2 separate regions of the Homo sapiens genome follow, and region 1 is linked to region 2. Evidence: chromatin contacts called from ENCODE Hi-C or POLR2A ChIA-PET data. All regions are on one chromosome and are shown on one strand. The core of a region is the stretch at or near the end of the contact, and the rest is flanking DNA. Distances in the headings are between cores, read along the strand shown.

Region 1 (4,166 bases), core at 187-2,686, 1.5 Mb after region 2:
CTCCAGCTCAGACCTCTCACCCGAACTCACTTATTCAACTGCCTATTCACTATATCCTCCTGTCAGGAGAAGCTTGTTAGCAAAGTAACCAGAAAACAAAGTTGATTTTTTTTGCTGAAGTAGCCATCAATATATTTGTTACTAAATCAAAGATGCTGAATATTTGGCTGACTTCTAAAAATCTGGTCACCTAACTTTGACACTTCCTAGGTCGTACAGTTTGAAACTTTCACAATTAAATCAGTTTTGGAATTTACAATTTAAGGCAGGAATAGAAGACTATTGGGTTGACAGGTACAGTGAAGATGCAAGTCATCTGAGAATCTTACATCAGAGGGGGCTTCCATCTTATAGCTGCTGCCACGGACCTCGGAGTCAGAAGAAATTTGAGTCCTTATTTATAAAACAGACTCCCTTAGTCTACTAAGTGGGAATTTACGAACTGCGTAGGCAGCCTGCTTAGGGGAGCCTCCAGCCTGAGGACTGAAAATAGCAAAGCAGCTTTAACCGCCAGTCCTACTCCAGAGAAGGGGGAGGTGACGTCACTCAGCAGGACGCCAAGCTCAACTAGAAATGGAAGTAAAGGCTTCTGGCGCTACCGGCAGGGGGCGGTTAAGGACGGCAGGTGTTACCAGGGAAGCTAAAAGTACAGCTTTTGCTGACGTTAAGTCAGATACGCCTGGGAAAACAGACCTGACACCCATTTTAATCCACCTACTCAGTTCCAGGCAGCTAGCATCTTAGGCTCTCGTACAAATAACGCACAACTCGTTTTTAAAACTAAAAAGCTGAGCTACTCATTTATCGGACTCGCGCTGCACGTTAAGTTGCTTGACATGTCAAAACTATAGCATTGAAGTTTATAGCTCACTTATCTCGGAGACCTCGTTTACTTAGCTGATTTCTGCTTTAGCAGCCACTCAGACCAAACAACCTGGTCTCTCCCAACTGGTTTATAATAGTTCTACATACTAGGCAGAATAGCCGAGTAAAGCCATTGAGATGTTACCATCCGAAAGAATACAATCACAGCTCTTTCTGAGAGGGAGTGGGCGGCCCTGAAAAGGGCCATTGGAAGAAAACTGACGAAAAGATTAACCGCCGAAGCCGTACAGAGTGCGTCCTTGACGCTTGAGCGCGTAAACCACATCCATGGCAGTGACAGTCTTGCGCTTGGCGTGCTCCGTGTAGGTCACGGCGTCCCGGATCACGTTCTCCAGAAACACCTTGAGAACGCCACGAGTCTCCTCATAAATCAAACCGGAAATTCGCTTAACCCCACCACGCCTAGCAAGGCGCCGAATGGCCGGTTTGGTGATGCCTTGGATGTTATCCCGCAGCACTTTTCGGTGACGCTTGGCACCTCCCTTACCCAAACCTTTACCGCCTTTGCCGCGACCAGACATGTCTAACCAGCTGACAACAAAAACCAGGTACGCGAAAAGAAAGCAAGCCACGAGCATTTATACACGAACATCGGACCTTATTGAGAACTGAAAGCGGGAGCGAGGATAAGGAGGCGTTGCTGCCTCACTTTTTGCTCCGCCCCTCGAGGGGCAGTGACCTAAGGACTGCGAGGGAGAACACAATAGTTTCACTTTTTAATCCCTTTAGTTTTTCCCTCCCGTTTACGACACTACTATTTGAATCTGAATTTATACCCTCGACTGAGAATTTTAATAAGGGCTTATATTAAGGGCTTTCACTAATATGCCGGAGTGGTAAACTTTTTAAGTCTTTCAAGTGCTTGAAGACATATTGACTATTCAAAGGTACTTAAAAGAGCAGGCGTGAAAAGATCACTCTGGCCTTATGTTTTCTTGAAAGCTGACCTGTTTCTTAGAAGCAGTAGGTGAAATTCTCATATGAAAGATGTTCTCACTGTAGTTTAAAAAAAGCAACATTCTTCTCAAGGATAGGAGGCTGAGGCCAAGAGAATTCTGTACAAACCTTGCACTAGCCCTTGCTGGGCGCTTCTCTACACAGTTATATATTCTAGCCTAAATCCCTTTGCTTTAGCGCATTTTTACATTTTACTAATTGTCCAATTCATTATATAAGTAGCTAACTGCTTTTTTTGGGCTTTCATTACCTTATGAGAGCACCTGTGTCACGTAAAACCTGTGTTAAATAAATGCATATACCTTTCTCCTGTTAATCCATTTTACATTAATTTAATTTGCTGGTCCAGCCAGAGCCCTAAGAGGATGGGAGTGGAGTTTTGCTATCCTTCACACTGTACTGTCTCATTCAGAAGAGGGTGATAGCTCATTGCAACCGTGCCTTCATCTGTAAATCGGGTTATGATGATACTCAGGGGACTTTTAATTAGCTAATGTGAACGAGGCATGAGAAGAGACTGTGGAAAAGAAATAAATATTACATAATATGGTTTAATTTTAGATGTTACTACTTAAAAAAATCTGCTCAGAGTTGGGATATTGTCCTGAACTCTCATTTTCGTGTTTTTACTCCCAACACTATATTGCTAGCAGCAACTATGTATGTATTAGTAAGGATTGTTTTTTTAAAATCACAGCCTGTAATAACGTACAAGGTGTTGACAGATTCCGTTTAGCTTTTCATATGTGACATGTTAAAATTGTCCGAAAATATTCCTTTGTTCTCTTTTCCAAGGTGCAATACAATAGCAGCATTCGTGCTTTCCTATAGCCAAGTCTGGAGTGTAGTTCAACTCTCCATACACGCTTCTCACTGTTGTTTTAAATTTCCTGAAAACATTCTTAAATCACTTCTATTGGAAAAACTGCAAGGGCTACTGCTAAATTTTTAAGTCTGAAAAATGCACCCCAAACTTGACTTCTTTCTCTGAGAATCTTAGCCATCTCACCCAAATCTAACAAACCAAAACTGATTTTAGACTTCAACAGCATTAGCTGTAAACTTCAGCCTGCAGCATAACATCACTTTGTTGTGACTGGGCAGGAAAAACCCTGTTAAACTGTTTCAGGCGCGTCCGTGTGAAGAGACCATCAAACAGGGTTTGTGTGAGCAACAAGGCTGTTTATTCTACCTGGGTGCAGGCGGGCTGAGTCCGAAAAGAGTCAGCGAAGGGAGATGGGGTGGGTCCGTTTTATAAGATTTGGGTAGATAGTGGAAAATTACAGTCAAAGGGGGTTGTTCTCTGGCTGGCAGGGGTGGGGGTCACAAGGTGCTCAGTGGGGGAGCTTTTGAGTCAGGATGAGCCAGGAGAAGGAATTTCACAAGGTAATGTCATCAGTTAAGGCAGGAACAGGGCATTTTCACTTCTTTTGTGTTTCTTCAGTTACTTCAGGCCATCTAGAGGCATACGTGCAGTTCACAGGGGATATGATGGCTTAGCTTCGGCTCAGAGGCCTGACAAACTGAACAACTGGGAACAAACAACATTTAATGCACACAATCTCTATCTTGTAGGGAGGCAAAATTTTACCTCTACTCTGTTAGGGTCTCCAGCTGGACCTGATAATTCATTTGCCATAAAACAGATTAGCAGAATGAAAGCATACAAATGTATTTAATGTAAATTTTATGGGACAGGAGAACCCTCATAAAAAAGTGAAGCCCCAAAGAAATGGCAAAAGCTAAATGCTTTCACATTAAGTTAAAGAGAGGCAATTGTGGGAAAGTAAACCATATGAGGAGATTAAAGGAATATATGATTATTTTAACAAGGTTTGTTTGTGTATAGAAGTCTCTCGGCTATGACTCCCTGCTGTGTTTGTGCAGAATTATCTCATCTATGCCTCTGGGCTGAAGAATATGTCTTTTCACCTGGTACAAGCAGAGCATTTTTCACATTGGAACTTTTATCTCCTGTTTTCAGAAAGAAAAGTTTAGAAGAATTCCCTTCTTGAATGCTGTTTTTGAAGTGCCTTTAGCTCAAAAGAATCCTGATCCCACAGTGGTCTATTTTTGGATGGTATATTCTGCAAACAACACCCCCTTTTTGTCTCCAATCTCTCCTTAATTACTCCTCTAATACAAAACAATAGATTCTTAATATAATATTAAAATGTTTGCACTACTCACAAATACAAAATGCTCAATAAATTTTCTTTCACAAATGAGAATTTCATCCATTCGTTAATTTTTAAATATCAACTGTCAATGAAGAGTTACAGCAGAATCCTTGTTCTGTTGAGGAGGGGGCAAAGAATGTAAGT
Region 2 (4,128 bases), core at 1,486-3,985:
AATTATATTTAAACTTCAAATATATTCTTAGTCTGTCCCCAGTGTCAGCTTAATTTTTCTTCCATTACTTTTTGGGTTAAGTATCTATTTATTTCTCTTTTCTTTTTTTTTTTTTTTTTTTCAGTTTGGTAAATTGTTGGCACATGTTTGCTGTTTCTCTTTATAGCTTGCAAGCCAGGCTGGGATTCCTTCAGGTGTATACAATGTTATTCCCTGTTCTCGAAAGAATGCCAAGGAAGTAGGGGAGGCAATTTGTACTGATCCTCTGGTGTCCAAAATTTCCTTTACTGGTTCAACAACTACAGGAAAGGTATGTGACTCAAGTTTCAAAGAAAACAAATGTCTTTCTAATATTTTATCTTGATAGGTTATAAAAATACTATTTCATCCTGATCACCAATTTTGGAAAGATTTCCAGCAGAGTGTTAAAAGCTCTGTCGCAGGCCAAGCACGGCGGCTCATGCCTGTAATTCCAGCACTTTGGGATGCTGAGGTGGGCAGATCACTTGAGGCCAGGAGTTCGAGACCAGCCTGGCCAACATGATGAAACCCCCTCACAGAAAATACAACAATTAACCAGGCATGGTGGTGCACACCCGTAATCCCAGGTACCCAGGTGACTGAGGCATGAGAATCACTTGAACCCGGGAGGCGAAGGTTGCAGTGAGCCAAGATTGTGCCACTGCACTCCAGACTGGGTGACAGAGCAGACTCTGTTTCAAAAAAAAGGTCTGTTGGTTGAATAAAGTAATATCTGACCATCCTCTGGGGATATTTTGGACAGTTCTTTGTGGCACGACATAGGTTCCTGCTTGACAAAACCAAAGAAATTGGGGCAGCGAGGGTCCCATTATTTTTGCATTATTTGTTGTATATGAAGTGGGTGAAAGTTCTCCACTGTATTTTTTTCAATTCTGGAATGCATCTTTCTTTCAATAATCTAGAGTTAGAGATTCCAGAAACACACAATTAATGTTGAAATGGATGTTTTTGAATTGAACAAAAATGTGTTTAGTCTAAAAGTACTTAGAGAAATGGAAAGGTCTTTTTCTTTGAGTTTTTTTTCCCTTAAATGATGAAATGTTCTTTGCTAAAAACTTAATGTGTATGCCTGTAAGTAGATGTTTATTTATCCTTTTAAATGTCCAAAAGAGGGCCGGGCGCGGTGGCTCACACCTGTAATCCCAACACTTTGGGAGGCCGAGGCAGGCGGATCACAAGGTCAGGAGATCAAGACCATCCTGGCTAACACGGTGAAACCCCAACTCTACTAAAAATACAAAAAATTAGCTGGGCGTGGTGGCGGGCGCCTGTAGTCCCACCTACTTAGGAGGCTGAGGCAGGAGAATGGTGTGAACCCAGGAGGCGGAGCTTGCAGTGAGGTGAGCCGAGATCACACCACTGCACTCCAGCCTGGGCGACAGAGTGAGACTCTGTCTCAAAAAAAAAAAAAAAAAAATTAAAAATTAAAAAAAATAAATAATAAAAAAATGTCCAAAAGAGAAAAAATCAAGGTGGAACAAAATTTTTGTTTATGGTGTTTCTCTTCAGATGGTGTGCTTTTTTCTACTAGTTTATATCTAGATATACACATATATGTATCTGTACTCACATTGTTCATGTCCATAAACACATAACAGATAAAATATATAAATCTGCCCAGGCGTGGTGGCTCACACCTGTAATCCTCACACTTTGAGAGGCCAAGGCAGGAGGATCACTTGAGCCCAACCTAGACAACCTGGTGAAACCCTGTCTCTACAAAAAAAAAAATTAGCTGGGCTTAGTGGCACACACATGTAGTCCCAGCTACTTGGGAGGGTGAGGTGAGAGGATCACCTGAGCCTGGGAGGTTGAGGCTGCAGTGAGTTGTGATCATGTCACTGCACTCTAGCCTGGGCAATAGGTGTGAGACCCTGCCTCAAAAAATAATAAAAATAAAAAAGTCTAATTTCAAAGATTTTGTGCATCTATGGTCATTTTAGAAACCATGAGAAGCAGGAGGGAATAATTTAACTTTTTTTTTTTGAGACAGTTGCCCTGTTGCCCAGGCTGGAGTGCAGTGGCGTGATCTTGGCTAACTGTAACCTCTGCTTCCTGGGTTCAAGTGATTCTCGTGCTCAGATTCTTGAGTAGCTAGGATTACAGGCATGTGCCACTACGCCTGGCTAATTTTTGTATTTTCTGTAGAGATGGGGTTTCGCCATGTTGGCCAGGCTGATCCGGAACTCCTGGCCTCAAGTGATCCTCCCTCCTTGGCCTCCCAAAGTGCTGGGATTATAGGTGTGAGCCAGCGTGCCCAGCTGGAATAATGTACTTTTAATGTCTCCCAACCATAATCACTTTTGTCATGCTATAAACTCATACTCAGGGAGTAGTGCTGTGGAATCCTACCATTCATTCATAATAGAAATAGGAATTTTTAGATCCATAAACTGCTATGCCCCTGATCAGTGGGTCTTACAATGCAAACTTATCCGCAGAAAGATTCAAATGTTACTACGAAGTAGTTAGAAAGAAAGAGGGAAGCCTGGGAGAAAGCGTTGTAAATCCTTCTCATTCAAGCCAGAGAAATTTCCAGGATACTGGGCGAAGGGCAGCAACTCAGTTTTCTCAGCAAACTATCCTCATCTAACAGGGCTCCAGGAAAATATCAGCCATGACCCTGCCAAGTCCAGCTTTGCTCCTCTTGACCCAGGACAGTGATGCACCTCTAGTGACTGAACAGGAAATGTGACAAGTATAGCTGAAGGGATAACTGATGCATAACTAAGCAAGCACCTCTGCTGAGCTGGTCTTCAGAGATTAGGGGCTGAGCTTCTGGTCCTGGGGTGGAGAACCTTGCCTCATAACTGAGGCATACACAGCGAGCCTGTTCTAGGCATGCCTGCCCTGCCCTTGCCACTTTCTAGGGGGGCCACCCCTCCCAGGACCCCGCTGAGAGGACAGCAGCCATGTTGTAAAGCATATGATACCTCATCTCTTCCTCTGTTCAGAAAACTGAATCATGAGTGGTCATTGACTTGAGCGAAACAGAAATTGTGGGCTGGCCAGTGACCTAGGACAAGTAGCCTGGCATAGAAGGGTGGGCTAGGTCAGGGCCTTTTCCTCTAGGAATTCCCCTCTCCTTCACTAGAGAAGAGAGAGAGCTGTTTTGCTTTCTGTTTCTTTCTCTTTCTTTTGCCTATTAAACTTCTGCTCCTAAACTCAAAAAAAGAAAAAGAAAGAAAGGTAGGCTGGGCCAATCACATGCTGTCTTTGGAAGCTGAGGCCCTGAGGAGGTCAGCCCATGGGAACTGGAGCTGGGAAAAGATTCATTAAGACATGACAGGAGTTTACACTATACCCAGTGGCCAGGGCAAGCCGCCTTCCTGGAGAAGCAGAGACTGAGTGGGGAGAGGACACTGTCAGAGGACACAGAGCCAGTGCAGGTGGAGGGACAGACACCAGAGACAGGACCTGTGCTCAAGGCCAGGTGGAGGCAAAATGGAGTGACCCAACAGTGAGAATCATTTTTGCACTGAAGCAAATCCAGGAAAAGTCAATGACGTTTCTTAAAAATTTTTAAATAAAAACATAAAAAAAGTTTAAATAGTTATGTTGCGTCCGATAAAGAAATATGTTTAGTCTTAAAACTTGAACTACTTTGTTGAACAGTAATGTTTCAGAGAAGATTGTTACTACCATTTGATTGCTGGAATATTAACATACAGACACATACACAGTACCCACACAGGCCTAGCTTTCCAGCCATTCTGTGTTTTTACCAAGAACCGTGTCACAAAACTCATGACCTCAGAATGTACAACACTTGGGGGGCAATCCTAGAGCCACCTTGGGCTTGCGAACACCGTCTGTTTCACTCGAACTATCTCAAGTGTGGTCCCATCTTTCCTGCAGCCATGACTAGACAAAGACCTACTATCCTTAATAAAGCATTTAAACATCCCTAAGCAGCTTCTTAGGCTATGAAATCTCTTACTGGATATTTAAACTATAATAGCTATAGGTACCAAAAGCCTTATGATTATACATTGAGCTAGCAATTCTACATGTTCATCCTGACAGAATCATCACAGTGTTTTTGTCTTTTGTTTTGTTTTGTTTTTGAGATGGAGTCTCGCTCTG

Evidence for each region. A loop is a pair of places that touch in the nucleus more often than their neighbours do. ChIA-PET counts read pairs that join two places held with the same protein, here RNA polymerase II (POLR2A).
Region 1: a map of OCI-LY7 shows a loop between it and region 2 (6-fold over the local background). The contact joins the promoter of H4C2 here to the enhancer-like site in region 2. A Hi-C loop is called at or near these places in 1 of 168 maps with a recorded cell type or tissue (OCI-LY7). POLR2A ChIA-PET finds 5 or more read pairs at or near these places in 1 of 52 experiments (OCI-LY7).

The regions. Positions count from the first base shown.
Region 1 is chr6:26,025,847-26,030,012 of GRCh38, forward strand. H4C2 (H4 clustered histone 2) reads right to left here and starts at 1,437. Exons shown (of 1, transcript NM_003544.3): 1 at 1,050-1,437. The coding sequence starts at 1,406. The coding sequence ends at 1,095. RefSeq lists enhancers at 1,050-1,099, 1,130-1,189, 1,210-1,529, 1,506-2,091, 2,092-2,676 and 2 more.
Region 2 is chr6:24,515,001-24,519,128 of GRCh38, forward strand. ALDH5A1 (aldehyde dehydrogenase 5 family member A1) reads left to right here. Exons shown (of 10, transcript NM_001080.3): 5 at 167-310. Among named protein-coding and RNA genes, the nearest start is that of ALDH5A1, 22 kb to the left of the region's middle. RefSeq lists enhancers at 2,477-2,526, 3,037-3,236. Within about 2 kb of position 2,736, at least 3 of the 41 ENCODE cell types and tissues checked have a DNase peak (open chromatin) inside an H3K27ac peak, as active enhancers do; they include OCI-LY7, where a contact is called at or near this core.